Regions from separate parts of the Homo sapiens genome. Here region 1 is linked to region 2. The links are chromatin contacts, found by Hi-C or POLR2A ChIA-PET in ENCODE. All regions are on one chromosome and are shown on one strand. The core of a region is the stretch at or near the end of the contact, and the rest is flanking DNA. Distances in the headings are between cores, read along the strand shown.

What was found. Hi-C counts contacts between places; a loop is a spot of excess contacts on that map. ChIA-PET counts read pairs that join two places held with the same protein, here RNA polymerase II (POLR2A). Pooled maps may share reads with other maps.
Region 1: a loop to region 2 is called in a pooled map, with 2.6 times the contacts of the local background. The contact joins two enhancer-like sites. A Hi-C loop is called at or near these places in 2 of 50 pooled maps. POLR2A ChIA-PET finds 5 or more read pairs at or near these places in 2 of 52 experiments (MCF 10A and RWPE1).

The regions. Positions count from the first base shown.
Region 1 is chr6:10,308,670-10,312,883 of GRCh38, forward strand. No RefSeq gene overlaps it. Among named protein-coding and RNA genes, the nearest start is that of TFAP2A-AS2, 94 kb to the right of the region's middle. Within about 2 kb of position 2,247, at least 3 of the 41 ENCODE cell types and tissues checked have a DNase peak (open chromatin) inside an H3K27ac peak, as active enhancers do.
Region 2 is chr6:10,096,094-10,100,411 of GRCh38, forward strand. LOC124900218 (a long non-coding RNA gene) reads right to left here. Exons shown (of 5, transcript XR_007059909.1): 5 at 1-3,465. It also overlaps the pseudogene OFCC1. Among named protein-coding and RNA genes, the nearest start is that of TFAP2A-AS2, 310 kb to the right of the region's middle. Within about 2 kb of position 3,063, at least 4 of the 41 ENCODE cell types and tissues checked have a DNase peak (open chromatin) inside an H3K27ac peak, as active enhancers do.

The DNA of each region.
Region 1 (4,214 bases), core at 997-3,496, 210 kb after region 2:
TGCCTGGCCCTAGGAATTCTAGGTTTTTTATGAGGCTGTATGATATACCTCATATAGGAATTATTTCTCACAATATTTATGTGTGGTTACCTTTGAGGCATAATTCAACTAGGAAGTTGAATTACACCCATTATTTAATGAGGAAGGACAAAATTACATTACCTTTCCTCAACATGAAGAAAAATAAGACTATACAATAAAAGCGTTTTGGAAGCCCCGTGTAAGATATTATAATTACAAAGACAATTGGAAAACCCCAAGTGGAAGTTGAACAGAACACTCTTGCTCCTGGGAAGCATCAGAAATAGTCCGAGGATCCTGAGTGGGTGAGTCTTGGGTTTCCAATCTCAAGTGGTGATCCAGCATGGAGAGGAAGAGAATGACCAGAGAGAGAAGTAACCATGAAGTATTTTCCCAAAAATATTGAAAGGCATCGTTTGTCTTTCCCTTTACATGTAGATTCATCTTTTTGTATCCAGGGAAGGAAGGCATGATGCCTGGTCCCCAAGTGCTGCTCTGTAGCAAGACCTGGTCCAGATGCAACCAGTGTGTTGTATTGGGTAAGACAGCCATAACTCACACAACATCTTTACCAGATGGCAAAACCAGCATAGGTGCACCAAAAGGTCTCTTGAAGAAGGCTCCTAGTGCCTGTAATAGCTTCCTCATTTCTGTCCCCTAGCAGTCTAAGAATAGACTAGAATAGATGCACAGGTGACCTCCAAGAAATACTAGAGAAAATAGGGCTTGGGAGCAGATTCTTATGTCCCTGAATCTGCCCTTTTCCAAAAATCTTACATGATCCTAAAATCTAGCAAAGCTATTTAAATTAAAAGCAAAGAGTTTTAAACCTGTATCACAGATTCTTTTTTCCACATTCTGGTCATATTTTAACAGTTTCATTGGATTGTAAGACCTGCTTTAAATATCCCCAGGACAGATAGAGTAATCAGCGTCACCTATTTTATGTATGAGGCCAATAGTGAATTTCCCAATCACTGACTACATTCCTGTGTTTTCTGAGATGAGTTCCAGCAGACGCCACTTTCTGACAGAGCAAGAGGCTGATTTGGGTTCCACCTTCATTCAGAGGTCTACAGACCTGGGAGAGGTGTTGGCCAAATCACTTCACCCTTCAGGGATGAAATGTTCACCTTTGCAAAATAAAGAGGTTGATCATTTCCAAAGTCCTTTCCAACTCCAACATTCCAGAATGATTCCATAAATAAATATTAGATGACAACTTGTAGTTGTTTTAATGGTAGAAATTTAAGCCAACAATTTAGCCTACAGAGACAATGACCTGAGCAGAGAGTCAGCCCTTGAAATGAGAAATCTGCAAAACCGCAGGGGAAGGCAGAACAAAAGCCTTTGACAGCAGGAAGCTAAACTGAGCCTCTTTTTCCACTTTTCATTCGTCCTAGGCACTCCTTCCCCAGCTGATATGTCCACCTTCCACAAATAACCAGAAAGCAAACACATATTATGTATGCAACTACGAGCCATGTGTCATTTGTCTGGATTTTCATTTTTTAATAAGCTCTCTTATCATTAAGCCTCTCTCATTTTAACTTCTTTGCATCCTTCCAACAACTGTGTAATGAGGACGCAGTAAAACCCAAGCACGTAATAAGAGCAGATTACTCCTTTTAAAAAGCTGACCTGAAGTTCTAGTTTACTAACCAAAATGACTGGAGCCAGGCATATTAGTCCTTTAACCTTTTTATTACGTATATACATGAAAACAATTAAAGCTGGGATTTCTTTCCAGTGTATTATCATTTTCTCTTCCCCCTGGCCTTTTTCCATCACATTTCAAAGAATTTACATCATATCCACTGCAGAGTCTCTCCTGTTTCCATTCTTTTCCCTCCTTTCCTCTTAACAACGGTCATCCTTTTAAGGTTAGCCAACCATGGGCTATCATTATACACCAGCAGTTCAGTCGGGTTGGTACAGCAGCCGCAAATAAGAAGAAAAAAAGAAAAAAAAACGAAAGGAAAAAAGTTGTGGGGTGGGGGCATTTAAAGCTCCTCATAAAATTAAATCTTAGATTTAAATTCTCCCTCATATTTTATTGTCTTTTCTTTTCTTTTTCCTGTGGTAAATGGTAATTAGAGTCAATAATCTTTTGCTGAGAGAGCACCTTGTCTTCACAGTGTTTATATCATCATCATCAAAGATCTGCCTTAAGGCCCTGGCGTGTTAATAATTTAAGGTGTGCACAGCCTAGTTATAGCAGGAAGCCTAGTTATTGAGTTTGTAAACCAGCCGATGATTTATGGCAACACCTTGCGTGAGTCATGCTCATTAAATAAAATACTTCGGTTTAATAAGGAACATGGGGTACACAGTTCTTCCCGTTACAGGGTGAGTGTGCAATTGGAGATTGTTGAGTTTTGTCGCCAGGTTCACCACGGCGATTTTGTCTTAATTGTGTTGGCAGGCAAGGGAGGGAGGGCCATGTGTCTGTGTACATCTGCACATGTATGCATAGCGTGTTGGCCTTCTTCCTCCCCAACAGGGGCTACGAGTCTAGAGCTTTCTCTCCCTTGAGAAGCTGTATCACAGAAGCCAAACTCTCTGATAGAATGTTAAATCTTTCTCTAAAAGGCTACTAATTAAGAAACCAGAAATGTTCATGGAAATAAAATTACAAGAAAAAAATCAATATACGGTTGTTAAATGTAGCCTGCATTTAAGAGCCATAACCATATTTTACTGTTAAATGCTACGGTTTACTCATTAGGAATTCCTAAGCAGGCTGAGACAGCAAAAGGCAAACACAGCATTCTGGTATGTTTAAAAGAAAATTTGTACGCAAGGTACACTTTTTGTTTTTTTAATGTCCCGTATCTGGGACTTTGAAAAAAAAATCGGAATCATTTAGTTGGATGTACTGTTTCCAAACAAATGCATTCCAACAACCACTTGCATTTCTATTACTCTGAATTAATTGATCAGAGCATGAAGTGGGCGCTGAGAAAGGTGAGAAGCTACGCTTGTTTTGTTTCACAGATTTCCATACAAAATGAAATTTCAGGCCAGGAGCGGTGACTCATGCCTGTAATTCCAGCACTTTGGGAGGCTGAAACTGGAGGATCGCTTGAGCCCAAGAATTCAAGACCAGCCTGGGCAACATAGTAAGACCTCATCTCTACAAATAATTTTAAAAATTAGCTGCGTGTGGTGATGTGTGCCTGTGGTTCCAGCCACTCAGGAGGCTGAGGTAGGAGGATCACTTGAGCCCAGGAGGTCAAGGCTACAGTAAGCAGTGATCATGCCACTGCACTCCAGCCTGGGCAACAGAGTGAGATCCTATCTCAAACGAAAAAAAAAATGAACTTTAATATTTGGTTGTGTTTATTGTTGCATGATCTCTAGGAAAACTTTCCAAAAAAAAAAAAAAAAAGGGTAAGGAAAGACAAACTGAACTTCTGTTTCACGTGTCTGAAAAACTCCCACCTTTGGGACATTTCTGAGCAATACTTAAAAATGTTCTAGGCTGGGTGCGGTGGCTTATGCCTGTAATCCCAGCACTTTGGGAGGCCAAGGCAGGTGGATCACTTGAGGTCAGGAATTCGAGACCAGCCTGGCCAACATCCTGTCTCTACTAAAAACACCAAAAAAATTAGCCAGGTGTGGTGGCGCATGCCTGTAGTCCCAGCTACTAGGTAGGCTGAGGCAGAAGAATCGCTTGAACCCAGGAGGCGGAAGTTGCAGTGAGCTGAGATCGCGCCACTGCACTCCAGCCTGGGCGACAGAGACTCTGTCTCAAAAAAAAAAAAAAAAAGAAAGAAAGAAAGAAAGAAATGTTCTATAAGCAGAATCACTGAAACAAAAATCAATCACATTCATTTCATACGCTAAATATAGTCAGTGGTTTTTACCAGCTTTCTTTAGAAAATAAATGTATCTTCAAAGGGAGCTGCCGCAGCCAGGGAGTCCGCTGAGTGAGTAGGTTTACTTTGTGGTCTCTGTTTTACCGCGGAGAAAATGGCTAATCTGAGTTTCGAATTACAGCGCTTCCTTCCCAGGAACCCTACCTGCTTTTAGTCTGGTGCTCAATTTGCACGAACTGTCGCCGCTGTTTGTTGATATGGCTTCCATATTCAGAAACCCCACATACTACTCAAGACTAGGAAGCACGTCATAGCCTGCCCTGATTTTAAATAAAGTTTTACATTTTGCTTTGATAGTATAGGATACTATAT
Region 2 (4,318 bases), core at 1,813-4,312:
ATGCTCTGGAAAACAAAGGACCACTAAAGGAGATCTGGTATGTTTTGAAAGCAAAGAACTACAACATCAGGTGCCCTATAGGACCAAAACCTAGGTATCATTTTTGCATAATGTGTGTGTATACATATATACACACACCTAGGTATCATTTATATATACACACACACACACACACACCCCTAAGTATCATTTTTGCATAATGTGTGTGTGTGTGTGTATATATATATAAAAATTGCTATAGCGTATTTTTCCAAAAGAACCTACAGTTCGGGGGTGGGGGGGTTGTTTTGTTCCATATAGAAAATTGTATTTGTCTTTATAGCACAGACAAATGAGATAAAGGTTGTGCTATATCTTACATTTTAAGCTGAAAAATGAAGGGCAGTCAGAAACAAAGGCAGAAACACGTCCCAGGTCTCTTAACTTTTACTCCAGGACTCTCTGTACTAATTTTTGGACTGTCCATCCATTTCTCTGGTGAACCTAGCAATCTTTTTGTTGAACACAATTATTTCTCTGCATAAAGTTGCTTATTTAGAATCATAGACTATTAAACCTAAAGGGAATGAAGAGAGTCTCATTGTAGGAGTATGCTGTTTACCTACAGAGGAAGGAGCAGAGGCTCATACAGGTAAAAGGCTTTCTCTTTGTCAAATAGTCCATCAGCCATATCGCCCTACAAGAGCCTCGATTTTGTTATCGCAAGCCTTTCTCTTAGAAGGTTGGCCACCACAATGCCATTGTTTGTATCAAAAGAGCCAGTGCATTTTTCCAAAGGGCCTAACTTTCCCCCACTGAAAATCCAGCTGGTAAAATAAAATTTAAAATTGGTTAATAGGCCGGGTGCAGTGGCTCACACCTGTAATCCCAGCACTTTGGGAGGCCAAGGTGGGCGGATCACTTGAGGGCAGAAGTTTGAGACCAGCCTGGCCAACATGGTTAAACCTCATCTCTACTAAAAAAAAATACAAAAATTACTGGGGCATGGTGGCGGATGCCTGTATTCCCAGCTACTCAGGAGGCTGAGGCACGAGAATTGCTTGAACCCAGGAGGTGGAGGTTGCAGTGAGCCAAGATTGCACCACTGCACTCCAGCCTGGGCGACAGAGCGAGACTGAATCTCAAAAAACAAAATAAAGTAAAATAAAATAAAATAAAATTGGCTAATAGTAAATTCATGATACCTCAGTTTAACAGTTTGGTTGTGGTCAGTCTTGATATCTTATTATGTGGTATTTTTTAATATTTTACTTTCCTTATAGCCTAGTAGTTTGGACCCTCGAGGTTAATTGATTCTTCAAAGGTGCCTGTTTAATTTGCCTTAACATATGACCTTGTGGGCCTTTTCTCTCAGTACTGACCAGTATTGAGAGATAAAATTTCAATGAAAAAAACTGACCAAATATACTAAACTTGTTTTCACCAGGCTAAAGATACTACAATCTCTCTGCACATTTTATCTGCCATGTCATGTCTTGCCATTTCTGTTCAATGGTTTGTAAAAAGAAAACTTTGTATCACATGCTAAACAGACATTGCTGTCCTTAACTTTTAATGCTACCAACAGTGCTCCAGGCACTAAACAAAACCCAAAGAGCAGCACCTCCCCTTAGTGTATCTAAATAATAGATTGAAGAGCAGGTTGCACATGTGCATATATTTTAATCAATATGCATTTACTGTGGCTATAAATGACACTAAAACATCACTACTCCCCAGGTGTCATTACCACCCACAATCACCCAATGGGCATTCTCCTACTTTATGTTGTTAAGTGTTCCTGAAAAGTTGCACGTAAATCAAATAATGTTAGATACAGTTGAGTAACCTATTATGGAGAATCCTTTATGAAGCAATAGGTAGCATATTATTACCTTATAGAAATTTGGTACAAATTTCTGGCATTTTCTCTTGTAGTTACCTATTTTAAATTCTGTGAGGCAATTCATTTCTTCATTCAATATTGTTAAATTCTCACTGTATACAGTACAACATAGAAAAAGTACCCACTTACAAGATAGGAAAAGCCATATATATCTATAACACAAGGGAAAAAGAAATATCTCCCCAAAATGACAACAACTAAAATAGAAATGGTAGAAAAATTCAAAGTGAAACAGAAAAACGGACATAAAATTTATAATGCATTTACAGAAGCTCTAACATACTTTTTATATAAATAAAGATGAGAGATAATAAATACCGGAGAGAAATCTGTATATGATTAGAGTGGTATTATTTCCTTTGGTTTAGCTCTCTGGTAAATATGTCTTAACAAAATGTTTAAATCCCAAAATACGATTAGTGCATGTCACTAGAAAAAAAGTTAAGAAGAAAAACCCACAGCTGATCAGGGTGGCTCATGCCTGCAATCCCAGCACATTGGGAGGCCGAGGCAGGAGGGTTGCTGGAGAACAAGAGTTTGAGACCAGCCTGGGCAACAGCGGGAGACTCTGTCTCTACAAAAAATAATTTTAAAAAAATTAGCCAGGCGAAATGACATTAAATCTTTAGTCTCGGCTATTCTGAAGGCTAAGACAGGAGGATGGCTTAAACCCAGGAATTCGCGGCTGCAATGAGCCATGATCACGACACTGCATTCCAGCCTGGTGACAGAGATCTTGTCCCCCCAAAAAAAAGAGAAAAAGAAAAACCCATTTCTCCTTTCATGCGATATCTGGCATTGCTACCTCTGCCATGACATGTACAAGCTCTTTGGGCCAGCTGGTAAAAGTGTGTGTTAATTTAAAATAACCTGTTTGTTAATTGCTTTCAACCCAAGTCATTTTGTTCCTGCACTTTGAACCCTAAAGGTAGTTTGGAATAAATGCGGCTGGGAATGAGAAGTAATTAATGCAAGCAGGCAGCCGTGGCTGCAAGAGCCGGGGATGGAGTGGGGACGGCCTGAAACTGGTGTTTGTGCTCTGAGGAACTGATCCCGCTGGTTTGTTGTTAGATTTTTTTTTCCCCCTTTCCTTCTGCCGTCTAGTTGCAGGCTACCACTGGAAGCTTCTGCCAAAGCGGGCTATCCCATCAGCCCTCTGGCACACTGTGTTGATCAGTAGATAAAACCTTCCCGGCAGTCACAGCCGCCGCTGCCACTGACGAGGCCACAGCAGCGAGCAAGCGGCTCTGCGGAATTCACTAACTGCCTCTCCACCTGCCGTCACCTCCTTGGGTCCCTCAAGGTTCTCCTTGTGGCTGATAGTCATGGTGATTGCTTGACCTCGGGCCTTGCAGCTGGCTGGCTTCCAGGAAGCTCCTCTGATGACAAGGTGTGCTGAAGTCTGTGTTCACGGGCACGGCATTCAGGCGCAGAGCGTGGGATGCGGGAGAAAAACCTGCTGCCGTTGCTAATGGCCCCAGTGTTCTTCCCTCGCAGGCAGAAATTATGCAGGCTTCTGTCTCGCGGCTTCTCCCTTTACCCAGCGCCTTGTATGTACTGGGAGACCAGACTGTGACCACCTCCAGGGTGACAGGAAGCAGCAAAAAATAAAAACAAAAAATGACAGAAAGACATGCATTGTATTTTCCAGCCTGTTGAAGCTTCCTTTACTGCATACTCTTGGAAAAAAAAAAAAAAACTGTCTTGCCAGTGATTTACACATGACTGGAACATTTTAAAACCTAGGCAACACACACGTATTTATCTGATTGATGCTTCTCTAATTCTTTGAAGTCCTCAGGCCATCTAGGAAGTTATGTCAATTTATAATTTTCCAGTGACCCGTGTGTGTGCGCGCATGTGCACACACGTGTGTGTTTTGCCAAATGAGGAACTGGCATTAGGGCAATGGTTAATGTAATATTAGTTGGTGTGGCTGAAAGCAAAAATTGCACTTAAAAGATTGAGCTGAGGTGAAACCAGCCAGACGACTTTTCCCAGAACGTGTACAACGCCCTCTGTGAAAATCTGCTTTTTCTTGGCAAACTTATTTTTGCTTTAATGTAACAGGGAAGCGTGTCTCATCCTGGAATGATTTGGCCCAATTTCACTATGGTTGGGGATTGGGAGGATTTGGGAAAAAACACAGTGGAGCCTTTCCAGAGTCAAACCTAACATTGTGTCAAAAGTACAGAAATTTGATGAAATCGTAGTATCAATACTTGAAGATGTACTGCTTGAAGATTTCTCTCCCAAAGGACTCCTGATTATACCTAGTTTTTGAACCTTGAATACATAGCATCTAGTTTTCTATCTTAAAAAACATGAAGCAATGGTAATACTGGCCTGCTCTTCCAATCACTAAATCAAACTTAAATTTGTGTTTTGTTTCCTTTATTTTTTAAAAATATATTTCAGACCTCTTTCAAACAT